Linked DNA regions of Homo sapiens: region 2 is linked to region 1. The links are chromatin loops, found by intact Hi-C in ENCODE. Cell type or tissue: endothelial cell of umbilical vein. All regions are shown on one strand. Each heading gives the region's core, and the rest is flanking DNA. Links, peaks and the distances in the headings are about the cores only.

The links. Peaks named below come from ENCODE experiments on the same cell type or tissue, not always from the same donor. Only the 100,000 strongest peaks of a DNase experiment are listed, where the experiment ranks them.
Region 2: a loop joins it to region 1, with 6 times the contacts of the local background. A loop is called at or near these places in 23 of 110 quality-filtered maps.

The regions. Positions count from the first base shown.
Region 1 is chr3:124,769,035-124,775,425 of GRCh38, reverse strand. It overlaps ITGB5 (integrin subunit beta 5), which reads left to right. Exons shown (of 15, transcript NM_002213.5): 11 at 1,514-1,736; 12 at 6,313-6,391. Among named protein-coding and RNA genes, the nearest start is that of MIR544B, 40 kb to the right of the region's middle. RefSeq lists enhancers at 1-467, 468-1,182, 1,899-2,613, 2,614-3,329, 4,270-4,349. In endothelial cell of umbilical vein, for the core only: no CTCF peak of the experiment used is centred there; DNase peaks (open chromatin) are centred at 915 and 2,945; H3K27ac peaks cover 3,078 bases.
Region 2 is chr3:124,831,884-124,838,274 of GRCh38, reverse strand. All of the region lies in intron 5 of ITGB5 (integrin subunit beta 5), which reads left to right. Among named protein-coding and RNA genes, the nearest start is that of ITGB5, 52 kb to the left of the region's middle. RefSeq lists a silencer at 2,539-2,833 and enhancers at 2,796-3,005, 3,246-3,335, 3,700-4,199. In endothelial cell of umbilical vein, for the core only: no CTCF peak of the experiment used is centred there; DNase peaks (open chromatin) are centred at 3,074 and 5,284; H3K27ac peaks cover 2,417 bases.

The DNA of each region.
Region 1 (6,391 bases), core at 568-5,567:
ACAAACACTCACACTCCAACACACCCTCACACACACACTCCAACACACACAGATGCTCGCACTCACACACATCCTCCCTCACACTTGCACTCCAACACACATACACTCACACTTGTACACACTCATGCACACTTGCACCCACTCACAAACATACACTTAAATACTTCCTCACACACACTTGCACTCACACACTCATACACACTCACACTCGCTTTCTCACAAGCACACACATTCCTCTGAGCCGAGTGATATTCCTGCCCCTCACACCTGCTGAGTGGGGGCAGCCCCCGCCTCTCCACCCTTGCAGGCGATGGAGAGGACCCCCTGCAAGGAAGGGCCAGGGCATCCCCCTGCAGGTTCTAGTCCTGGCTGCCTGTGCTCATAGGAGGCAGTAGACTTTGGCACTGAGATCATGGACTCTGGAGCCAGACTCTCTGGGTTTGAGTCCTGGCTCTGCTGCCACTAGCTGTGTGACCATCAACCATTGCTTCACCTTTCTGGGTCTTGGTTTCACCCCTTATATAACAAGGACAATAATGCCTGCCCCATAAGTCACTGTGCGGATTCATCCCATTTCTACGTGTAAGGTGCTCATATAGGAAGCACTGGTGAGTGTTAGCTGCTGCTGCTGCTGCTGCTGTTCTCAGCATCTGCTCCTAAATCATCCATTTCTGGGTTTCGGGTCCCTGGGCAGGAATTCAGCTTCTAACTAGGACTCAGGGAGAACAACCGTGTTTTCTGCTATGGCTGTAACAGATGACCGCAGATTTAGTGACATAAAGCAACACGGATTTATTTTCTTACAGCTCTGGAGGTCAGAAGCCTGAAATCATTTTCACTGGGCTAACATGGAGGTGTCGGCAGGGCTGCATTCCCTCTGAGGCTCCCAGGGAGCATCGGCTTCCTGGCCTTTCCAGCCTCCAGAGCTGCATTCCTCGCATTCCTTGGCTCTTGGCATCCTCCCCATCTTCAGAGCAGCAGCCAGCATCCTGGCTTCTGTTGTCCCACTGCCACCTTCCTCTGTAGTCCAGTCTCCCTTGCTCCCTCTCAGAAGAACCTTGGTGATTACATTTAGGGCCCACAGAGACAATCCAGGAGAATCCCTCATCTCAAAATCCTTAACTTAATCTCATCTGTGAAAGCTCTTTTGCTGTAGAAAGTAACAGTGATACTCTGGGGATTGGAGTGGGAACATATTTGGGGGCCATTATTCACACAACTGAAGCAGGAGGAAGCTTCCCTGGGTCCTGGCCCTGTGGCCCAACTTGGCCAAGTTCTGGACCAACTTGGAGCACCAGTCTAGACCCAACCCAGCCACACCCGCTGCCAGGGTCCCCTGCTGTCCCTTCATGCTGGCTCTAGGCCCTCTGTCTATCTCCCCAAACAGGCTCTGAGGGCAGAGTTGGTGTTCCATTCTCTGCTGAATCCCAGTCCTGGCATGTGGGGCACCAGATGGTTATGTGCTCATGTGTAAAGGTGAGCAGGTGCTGATGTGCCACATGTATCCTTTTAGGCCATGGCGAGTGTCACTGCGGGGAATGCAAGTGCCATGCAGGTTACATCGGGGACAACTGTAACTGCTCGACAGACATCAGCACATGCCGGGGCAGAGATGGCCAGATCTGCAGCGAGCGTGGGCACTGTCTCTGTGGGCAGTGCCAATGCACGGAGCCGGGGGCCTTTGGGGAGATGTGTGAGAAGTGCCCCACCTGCCCGGATGCATGCAGCACCAAGAGGTACTGGTTCCACTGACAGCCCCACCTTACTTCTCACCCAGGCCAGGCCTGTGGTCCAGCCAGGCAGCCCTCAGGGCCGGCTAGCCTCCACTCCTCACCTCCTGCATCTCCCACCCAGCAAGCCTCGCTGGGGAGCCGCATTCTTACCAACCGTAACTGAAACTGTGGCTTTCAAATGCTGGTTCCATAAGGGTTTTGTAAGAAAACAAAAACAGAACAAGAAATACAAAACTGCTACTCTGTTCCTAAACACGTTTAGAAATCACGAAATCACAGAGTTAAATGAAATTAAATTGGTGTTGGTACCAAAAATAGCACCTTCTCAGAGCCTTGAGTGTACTATTGTGTGCTTTCACAGGAGAATACAGTGTGCATCTTTTTTCAAATGAATTAAATCCCCCACACTGATATCTCCCAAACAGTGTTTCACAGAACCCTTATGGGAAATGCTGACAAACATCATCAGAAGGTAAATTGGAAAGAGGCCGGGCATGGTGGCTCACACCTGTAATCCCAGCTCTTTGGGAGGCCAAGACGGGTGGATCACTTGAGGTCAGGAGTTTGAGACCAGCCTGGCCAACATGGTGAAACACCCGTCTCTACTAAAAATACAAAAATTAGCGGGGTGTGGTGGCACGTGCCTGTAATCTCAGCTGCTCCGGAGGCTGAGGCAGGAGAATGGCTTGAACCTGGGAGGCGGAGATTGCAAGATCGCACCACTGCACCCCAGCCTGGGCAACAAAGTGAGACTCCGTCTCAAAAAAAAAAAAAAAAAAAAGTAAATTGGAGAGAAAGGCACCCGACCTAGATAAGGCATGCCAGAAACCACTGCAAATGGCTTTTGAATTTTCTGCTCCATTTATACAGATAATAGAACACGGGCTCTGTGCTGCTGCTGAATGCAGAGATTGTCTAGACCTGGGCCCCAGCCTTCGCTGACTCGGCCATGGCCTCCCATAGCCGTGCTGACCTCCTCCTGCTCAGCCCCGCATGCTCCACCAGAGTGCAAATGAGAGGGAATTACAGAATGATGCCCCTGGAAAGCAGGAGTGACATTTGCTCTTGGAGTTTGCTGGAGAAACAGCTGTGTCATCATTACCCATGCTAAGGAGGAAGGGACACAGAGGATCAGAAACAAATCATAATACAAACGTCGCTTCTCTTTGGCTGAGGAACGCATCTGTGATTTTCTCTTGGCAGATTTCCCTTCCAAATGTCTGGCTCGGGCTGATAATGAAATGAGTTCATGCTCCCTGCGCCTGCAGCGGCTGCTGGTCAGTCTGTGCTCGGAAACGTTCTGGGTGGCAGAACCCCTGGTTGGACATTTGCCATAAATAACCCAGGCGTGGGTAATTGAAAGCTGGCTGCAGATGGAGAGACAAGATAGACAGGGCTGGGTTTTAATGTGTTTAATTGGAGGAGATGGGGGAGAGTAAGGAAGAAGAAAAACAGATTCACTTTAGACCTGCTAAGAGCAGAGAAAAAACAGATCCAAGTAGAAACAGCCCGGGGAAGGTTAGGATCCTGGATCTGGAGCCCAGATAGCTGTGGCCATCCCAGCACAGAGTCAGCCATTATCCACGTTTTGTATCCGAGGGAGGTGCCCCCAACCTCCAGCTCCCAGCAGCAGAACCTTTTTGAGCCTATGCTTCTAGTCCTTGGGGCACACTAGGTAAATGGGGAGTTGGGGTCAAGCTAGGACAATACACATGGAGCTCATCAAATGAGTCTTGCCTTCCTATGGAGCAGCAGGCAATGGAGGATTGGCTTTAAGTCAAAGGCCCAGGGGAAAACAGCTCTAGCTTTAAATGTTTAAAGCATTTATTTCTTAGAAGACATAGACTTAATAATTTATTATTCATTACACAATATGAAGGGAGCAAGGAGAGCAAAGAGATGCCACAAGGGAATATCACGATTCCTTTTTTTTTTTTTTTTTTTGAGACAGGGTCTCACTCCCGCCACCCAGGCTGGAGTGCAATGGCACCATCACAGCTCACTGCAGCCTTGAACTCCTGGGCTCAAGTGATCCTCCTGCCTCAGCCTCCCAGGTAGCTAGGACTATTGGCTTGTACCACCACACCTGGCTAATTTTTATTTTTTTGTAGAGACAGGGTCTTGCTATGTTGACCAGGCTGGTCTCAAACGTCTGAACTCAAGCAATTCTCCCACCTCAGCCTCCCAAAGTGTTGGGATTACAGGTGTGAGCCATTACACCCAGCCCACTATTCCTTCTTATTTGTCTCTGGGCCACACTGACCCTCTGTCTCTTTCACAGCCTAGGTGGAACTTTTTTTTCTTTTTAAACGAAGTCCTTTTGATGGTGACTTACATCAGAGTCTGTTTTTTCTACTTGCTGCTTGTTAGGAGGCACCAGGTTTTGAATGTCCTACATCCTTTTTTTTCTGGGGGTTTCAGGGCAGCCAGTCTTCGTTTTCTGGATCTAACTAACCACACTTTTCACTTTGGGTGAGTTCACACTCAACACCCAGCTGATTTCAGTTAACAGGCTCTCAAGAGCAAAGTGTCTCTAAACAACTTAATTTTTTTAAAAGGCAGACTTATTTTAGTACATGACTACAATATATTACAAGTTTCAACCAGTACATGGGGCATATGAGTTAGACTGATATGTCCACATGGATACTTAGGGAGTGTTTCCTGGAAGCAGCCTGGAGCTATGGTTTAACAACAGAGAATCAGATGGCAGGGACAGAGAATCCTGGCCGGGAGAGAAAGCAGCCCTCTTAGCCCTGTGCTAATCTGGGAGGCTGGTGCAGGGGGAGGGTGGGGGATCGGGGGCAGCTGGGTCAGCATGAATGACTGAAGCTGGAACCACCCCTTCCTGGCCCCCAGCCAGGTCTCAGCTGCCCGCCTTCCGGGGCTGTGACTGTGGGGAGAGTTACCATCTTGTTTCTAACTTCAGAATATTTCCATAAAGTCAGTCCCAGGAGAGTGGGATTTTGTAGCCATTTCAGGGATGGTTGAGCTCCTAAGCATGTTAGAACCTCTTAGGAAGCCTAGTCTGAGAGGTGGGGCACCTGGCTGCAGAACCTCAAGTTCTCCTCCGTAAAATAAAGGGGACTTAGTGAAATGGTCTCAGAGCTCCCGTCCAGTTCTGCTCCTCCACTTCGCAGTTTCTGCACTGGAAATGTTTTAGTAGCTGGCCTCTTAATCCCGAGGAGTTAAGAAACAGATGATGATAAAGGCTCTACATTGCAGTTGCACATCCCTCTGTATTTTTGCCAGAGAGCTTTCTGGACACCCAGCCCCTTTGGTCCCCACAGGCCTGTGGGGGCACAGCGGCTGTCCCTCGTGTAGCTGAGGTCACCCCCTGCACTCTGATGGCCTCCCTGGCACACCTGGCTCTTGAGTCCTGACCCGGTTTCCTAGGGGCCTCTCCTGGTGTCTCACCCTCCTCGAAGGCCACCAGGCAGCACTGCATCACAAAGTCCCTGAGAGCAACATGCCCCAGCCCACTCCTCCCTGGAGCTTCGAGCTCACCATCTTATAGCCCCATCCCCCAGCCACCAGAGGAGCCTGGGACCTCTCCCCTTGAACATCAGCTTTACAGCCCGGCAGCCAGAGCTTAGCTCCCCACCCTGTGACCTCAGGAATCCTGTTCTCCCAGATGTCTCCGAAGACAGACAAAGAATGTGTGCAACTTGGTTTTGATGATATAAAGTATAATAATGACCATTTAATTGAACGTTGTAGTTAAGCATTTTCACCCACTATCTGAGCCACCACCTGCTGTTAGCCTGAGGTGGGAGGAGAGAGGCTCAAGGTGTCACTTTTTGGCTGCTCATCCATTTTCTAGAGGAGGCCCCTGTTAAAGAACAAGGGTTCCCTGGGAGGAGCCATCACCCTAGAGCCTGTGCCAGAGCCTAGTGTAGACTGATTCGTGGGTAAGTGGGCAGCAGGCCACGGGGGACCTGGCAGATGGGCTCTATCTGAGAGGGAGAAGGGGGCTGGAGCCCGAGATTCTCCGGGACAGTGGATCTCAGCCCTCGACATGCATCAGAATTGCCCAGGAAGCCCAGTCCCCGGAGGTGTGGTTGGGCCCAGGTACTGGGAGTTTCTCTTGAAAGCTCCCTGGAGAGTTGAACGTGCAGGAGGGTTGAGATCCCCGCCCTGGGTGATGACCAGGGCGTGATGTGGGGAACTAGGACAATGTTGGGGCATTGAGCTCTGACCATGGGAGTGTGAGGAGCTCTGGGAGGCCAGGAATACTGTTTTATCACCCAGAAACCTCTGGCTTGGAGCAGACTCCTCACCAGGCATTAGATGGACCAGAGTGCAGATGGATTTGTCTCCTGGTGTCAGAATTTGAAAGGTCTGCAACCTGACATGTAGACAAGACATGCCACTAAACTCACACAGGCTCCTCCAAGAACCCTTGGGCTTCCTCCCATAACAAGAAGAAAGGCAGAGCAGAAACATTCCCTGAGGCTGAACATCTGCAGCTGGAAAGAAGTGAAAGCCTTCCCAGGTCCTGCACTGTCAGGAGCTCAGGGACAGGTGTGGGACTGTTCTACATTATCTGACACCCACCTTTATCTCCTCTTTTCCAAAGAGATTGCGTCGAGTGCCTGCTGCTCCACTCTGGGAAACCTGACAACCAGACCTGCCACAGCCTATGCAGGGATGAGGTG
Region 2 (6,391 bases), core at 988-5,987, 62 kb before region 1:
TTTGGCTTTTTGTTTAATATTTACCTAAATTTCCACAGTGAATAAGTATGATTTCTTTTTTTTTTTTTTTATTCTGGAACAGTTTCAGAATAAAGAATAGTGAAATGAAACCCCATGTACTCATTGTTCGTCTTTAATGATTACTAACTCATGACCAGTCTTGTTGCATTTGTATTCCCAACCACACCCATATTTGAAGCAGATCTTGGCTATCATTTGTAAGTCCTAAGTATCCCTTACTTTGTTTACTGAATGCTGTGTCTCCTCCTGATCTGGCCAGATTAAAGGCCCTTCCACTGAATCCTGCAAACAGTGGAACAGAGGGAGAAGGCCTGGAATCTTGTGCAGTTGGCTCTGTGCGTCATAGGGGCTGGAGTTGGCCAGGCAATTCCCCGGCAGCGCTGCACGCTCTACTTCCCCTGACCCTGTGCCCTGGAGATGGAGCTGATAACAGGCCTATCTCCCAGCGCCACAGGGAGCTCTTTGTCCTGGTTTTATTCTCACTCTGGTTTTATTCTCATTCTTGTTTCCCTGAATGGACTGTTAGTTATCAACTTGTGGGATTTAGGGGTATGGAATATTCACATGTCTGACTTTAAATCCACCTCTGTGGCCTGCTCTTGAAAGATGTTCTTTGCAAAAAGAAGGAAACTACCTGTTTCTATTTAGGATTCATTCCATTTATGATAAGGACCCTGTTTCTATGAATGGAGGTTTTGAGTTGCTTTATTTATCCCCTGCAGGTCACATTGCTGTGAGAGGCCATCTAACAGCATCCACAGCTAAGGGATGCTTCTGTCGTCAAGGCGGGCATTTTTTCTAATGCACTGTTCCTGGCTGGGTTGGAGTTGGAGAATGCCACTGCCTGTAATTTCTTATCTTTACCCAGAGCCTATGATTGAACCTGTTTATACTTTTTTATGGTCAGAATAATGGTTTCTCTGCCAGGACCTTCTAGAAGTTGACTCTAAGTTGTTTGTTCTGAAATTGTGCAGGCGGAAGTGTGATGTGTGGTTCAGACTGGAAATATGGCTGCTTTCCTCTTCTCTCAAAACAGGGCACGCCCTTGGCCTAGGGAGGACAGAGGGTGAGCAGTTGCCTGGAAGCTCTGGGTCCCAAGTTGTCAGTTATCACTTTGCTCTTCTTCATGGCTCTCAGGTTAAAGAAGTTACTTGTACATTTGAGCTTGGCTGGGTACATGCTGGCTGCACAGTATTCTATGTGCTGCTTTTTTTCGTCAGCCAGAAAATAAATCAGTGCAACCCAATGCGTTTCCCTGTTTGTCTCCACTGCTAGAGCCCTGGCACTTATCCTTTGTATTCTTTAGACAGAGTTTCTGTTTTAATCCTGATTCTTTTAATTTTGCCTGTGTTCAATTTTTAAAGCATTTATTTCCTCTCAAAAATAGTTGGATGAGTAAGTCTTAAAGCAAACAAGGTAAATTTATGTATTGAATAAAATTTTTTTGGCAGGAATTGAGACCTTTATTCTTCCCTGGCCAGAATATCTTATCTAAAATGAAGACCACAGCCTCAGAGGAGCCGTGATTCTTGTTGGAGGATCCTTACCAGAATCCTACAGTATATTGGTAGGACTCTGATAAGGGTTGTTCCCATTTTACAGGGGTGGAAACTGAGTATCACAGGGACTAATTGCATTTAGTAAGGAGTAGAACCAGAATGTGAACCAGTTCTGTTGATTTGAAATTCTGTGCCCTTTTTATTACTCAGTGACTGTGTGCTCTGGGAAGTAACAATAATGCACTATTGAGTAAGGGGCACTGCATTTATTTATTTAAAACAATTTTTTTTTCTTTTTCTTTTTTTTTTGAAAGGAGATCTCATTCTATCGCCCAGGCTGGAGTGCTGTGGTGTTATCATGGCTCACTGCAACCTTGCCCAGCTAATTTTTTTGTATTTTTAGTAAAGACATGGTTTGTCCATGTTGGCCAGGCTGGTCTTGAACTTCTGGGCTCAAGTGATCTGCCCACCTCAGCCTCCCAAAATGCTGGGATTATAGGTGTGAGCCACTGCACACAGCCTGTTGAATTTTTTTTTTTTTAATAATACATTCCAAACCTAGGAAGGCACTGAATTTAGAGTCATGTTTTCCTTACTCAAGCTCTGCCTCTTCTGTTATCGGCTGCCTCCATGGAAGCCAGTTGACTTCTCCAGGCCTCAGAGAGCACATCTGGGAGATGCAGGGAGGCATGGGACTGGAGGGAGGTGCTCCAGGTTGCCTTCCATCTGTGCCAGCCAGTGCCACTTCTCGCAGAGGACTTGGTCACAGCCCTGTCTCCTTTGCTCAAGGCCTTTGATTTTGCTTTTTTGTCTCTTCTGGCTCAGGCTTAAGCCTCAGACCCAGTAGAGGCTGCTGCAGACACCTGTAAAATGTGGAAAATTCCCCAGTCCCAGAGTCAGGCACAACTTTGTCAGGGTTTCCTCTTGCTCCCTCCCAGCTCCCAGTTCCTGCAGAATTGACTCGCTTTCTTTTGACTTATTGCCTGATTTCTTTTAGACCTCAGACTTGTGTCACTTTTCCAAGCATGAGTTGAGAAATACAGGAAATTGCCTTTCTTTCCTCAAGGAAGGCATCCCCCCACTCCTCAAACCTCTGCACCACCTGAAGAGAGGGACCCGCCACATGTTCTGCTTCCCAGCTGTCTGCGTTGTCTGTCTCAGCATGTGTGAGCTGCTTCTGCTAGCAGATCGCACCACAGGTTTCCGGGGCTTGATCCAGCGCCAGGCTGCCTGCTCTTCCTGTGCTGCCGTGTCTTTGGGGAAGCACCATTAAAGTATTGGATTTCTCTGGGCATTGCGCATGCAGGTGTGCAGACCCTCTGCCCTGTAGGGTTGTTGTCAGACAGGTGTGGCGCAGCTTCCCCTTGGCTTTCTATGTGGCAGACGGCAGTGGTTTCATGTGCACTTCTGAATCCTTCTACTGTTTTGGTCTCTGAGGCGACATCCCAAGTGCAGGACTCCGTGGTTTCCTGGCTCTGCCTTCTGCTGTGAGCTGTGTTGTGGGCTCCGCAGCCCCACCGACAGCTGCTGTTCTGGGTTGAGCGGTGGGAACTGGCTGAGTCATAACTCAGTATCGTGAACAGGGCACGTGGGAGAGTTTGCGTTTCTTTTTGCCCTCTAGTGTAAACAAGTCACGTGCCTGCCTTGCACCTGTGCTTAGGAGGTGTCTACACGTGCTGGTGGCTCCCTTCACTGACCAAGGCAGGGAATAATCATCCTGGGGAAAGGGTAGGAGGCCCCTTTGATGGCTGGGGCTCTGTTTTCATACCAGGTGAGAATGTCAATTTTTTATTTTAAGTCAGAGGCTCCTTCTTGCTTGGAATGTCCACTGAGCAAAGATGAAAGGAGACAGGAATTTGCTCTTGGGCTCCTGTTGCAAGGCTCTCTGCCTGTGGCCTCTACCTGTGGCCTCTGCATTCCAGCCACAGTGACCTGGAGTGCGTTACTCTGACTCAGGCAAGGCCTTTGCATGTGTTGTTTCCTCTGTTTGGATACTCCATTCCTGTATTCCTGGTTTTCTTTGATACTACTTCCCTGTATTCCTGGTTTGCTTGCTTGCTTCCTTCCTTCCTTCTTTCCTCCCTCCCCTCCCTCCCCTTCCTCCTGTCCGTCCTTCCCTCCCTCCCTCCCTCCCCATCCTTCCCTTCTCTCTCTCTCTTTCCTTCCTTCTTTCCTTCCTTCCTTCCTCCCTCCCTCCCCCCGCTCCCTCCCCTCCCTCCCCTTCCTCGCCTCCCTCCTTCCTTCCCTCCTCTCCCTCCCTCCCTTCCCATCCTTCCCTTCTTTCTCTCTCTCTTTCCTTCCTTCCTTCCTTCTTTCTTTCTTTGTTTCCTTCTTTCTTTCTTTCTTTCAGTAGATTTTATTTTTTATAGCAGTTTTAGGTTCATAGCAAAAATGAATAGAAAATAAAGAATTCCCACAACTTCCCTCTGACCACTGCGCACACAACCTCCCCCACCATCAGCATTCCACATCAGTGTGGTATATTTGTTACAATCAGTGACCCAGTCAGTGTTGACACATCATTATCAACCAGAGTCCATAGTTCACATTAGGGTTCACTCTTGGTTTGTACAGTTCTGTGGGTTTTAACAAATGTACGACAACAGGTAGCCACCATTAAATATCACACAGAGTAGCTTCCCTGCCCCGGAAGTCCCTGTGCTCCACTTGTCCATTCCTGCTTCCTCCCCCGGAATCTGTTTTCCTTTTAATGTCTAACCTGTGCCTGTTTGTGTTTCAGATTTCAGCTTCACTGTCTGTTTGTCAGAGAAGCCCTCCCTGGTGGACTTCCCTGAGTAGGTCAGGATGCCCTGGCTCCAGGCAAGCCCTTAATCACTTCTGTCCTAGTTATCATCTTATTTTTATTTATTTGAAGCATTCCTGGAATGCCTGCCTCCCTTTGAGATAGTAAACTCCCTGAAGGCAGGGACTATGTCTTTTTTCTTATGACTATATTCCCAGCACCAGACACTGCTGGGCACATAACAGATGCTTGTTAAACATCTGGGAACAAAGGCTTCATTCTCACAGGTGCCTTTATGCTTCTGAAGTTCAGGAATACCAGGTTCTTCTGGCCCCAAGCTTGTCCCATCCTGGATGGGACTTCCACCCTCCCATCCACCAGGCTGCCTCCATGGAATTTACAGTGCTTCATGCAAATTCATTAAAGCAGAACCAGAAGTACTATTACTTGGTAATACTTTTCCATTCAGAAAGCATTTATTGGCTGTCCAATAAATGCTCAGTGGCAGGTATGGTGGAGAAAATTAAAGATAGATGAGAAGTCTCTATCCTCTGGGATTTGATTTGAGCCTGCAGATCCATTAGAAGGGAAATAAAACAACCTGTTTGGAAACATTAGATTGAACCATATAAAATTATTGATATTTATTGATGATATTTGTTATTTGCCTATTGATGTTTTTCCTGCAAAAATGGAAAATTCATATGGTTCAACCTTCTTCATTCCAAAATGTTCTATAATTCAGATTGGACTGTGTCACAGAGTACAGATTAGAAATGTCATCCTGCACATTGCTGGGATTTGAGCTCAAGAGGAATGTCTGTATCCTGAGTCATAGGCCAAGATTTCTTTTTCCCAAGGAAAGAAATGCTACACTTTTGGCCTCATTAAGTTTAGCCACAGAACAGATTTTTTTAAAAAAGATATTTCATTGCAAACAGTGGATGGAAGTAGGAAAAACAAACTAAAAAGAATGTGTATATTGTTTTAAAGGGATGGAAATATGCCTGAATGTCAACATGATTCGGGAAACCAATCACAGAGACCCTCTAACCTTGTTTTCCCTTATGTGCTGTGGAGACTCCTCTGTCCCCAAGCTCAGATCTACTGTGGGAGCTGCCCACTGGCTGCCCAGGTCAGTCCCCTTTCCTTCCTCATTCCTGCCTTGAAACCTGTCCCCTCTTCCTCAGTGCTTGCCTGAAAGGTTAATGGACAGTGTTTTGTTATTACATTTGAAAACGTCTTGAGTACTTACTGTGTACAAGACGTCCTGTTAGGTGCTGTGGGGAATGCAGAGTTGAAGTAGCCGTGATGCCTGTCTCCATGAGCATCACTCTAGTTGTAGGACTGATGTATGTGTAGGATCTAAGGCACAGCCAGAGAACAGACTCTGTGGAAGGACTGGCTCCTTCAGACCCGTGGTTCAGTTAGAGTATTCTTCTCTCTCAAGGGGTCATCCTGGTCTCTTGCTTCCTGGTGAGGTGCTGGTGCTAATGATGCTGTTGATCACCACTGGCTGAGTGCTTTTGAGAGCCAGGCTCTGTACCAGGCATTTAACAGGGTTTCTTTCACATACTCCTTTGAAGGTGGCTTTACTATCTCCTTTGATGAGGAAACAAGCCTAGAAAGGTGAAGTAACTTCCCCAAAGTTTTACAGCCACAAAAGGCAGCACCAGAATTGGAAACCTTATCTACCTGCTGGTATGGCTTAACCTTGACATTAGAGTATCTGCCATCTTTTGAAGTCACACAGGAACACAGAAGTGGGAAGAGTGTGCTTCCAAAGAGAGCACAGTCCCAGTCTATGGAACCATCACAATTACCCACATGACCCAGTTTGCCAACTGTAGAATGGTACTGAAACAGTCCCAGGGGAAGAAAGTTGCATGTGCCACTCTTTTCTGGAGCTAAGAGTTTCCTCTCTATCAGAAACAGTTATCATGTGACTCTATCAGCCCTCAGGATTTTCCAGGGAGGCCACTGGTACTGTCCCAAGGTTAGCATGCTGATGGATATGTGAAATGCTTATCTTTGCCTCTGGCTTCCCTGTCTGTAAAATGGAAACTCTGATATCTGCCTTCTCATTCCTAATTTGGAGGGTGTCTCAGACCCATCGGCTCTTCTCCCT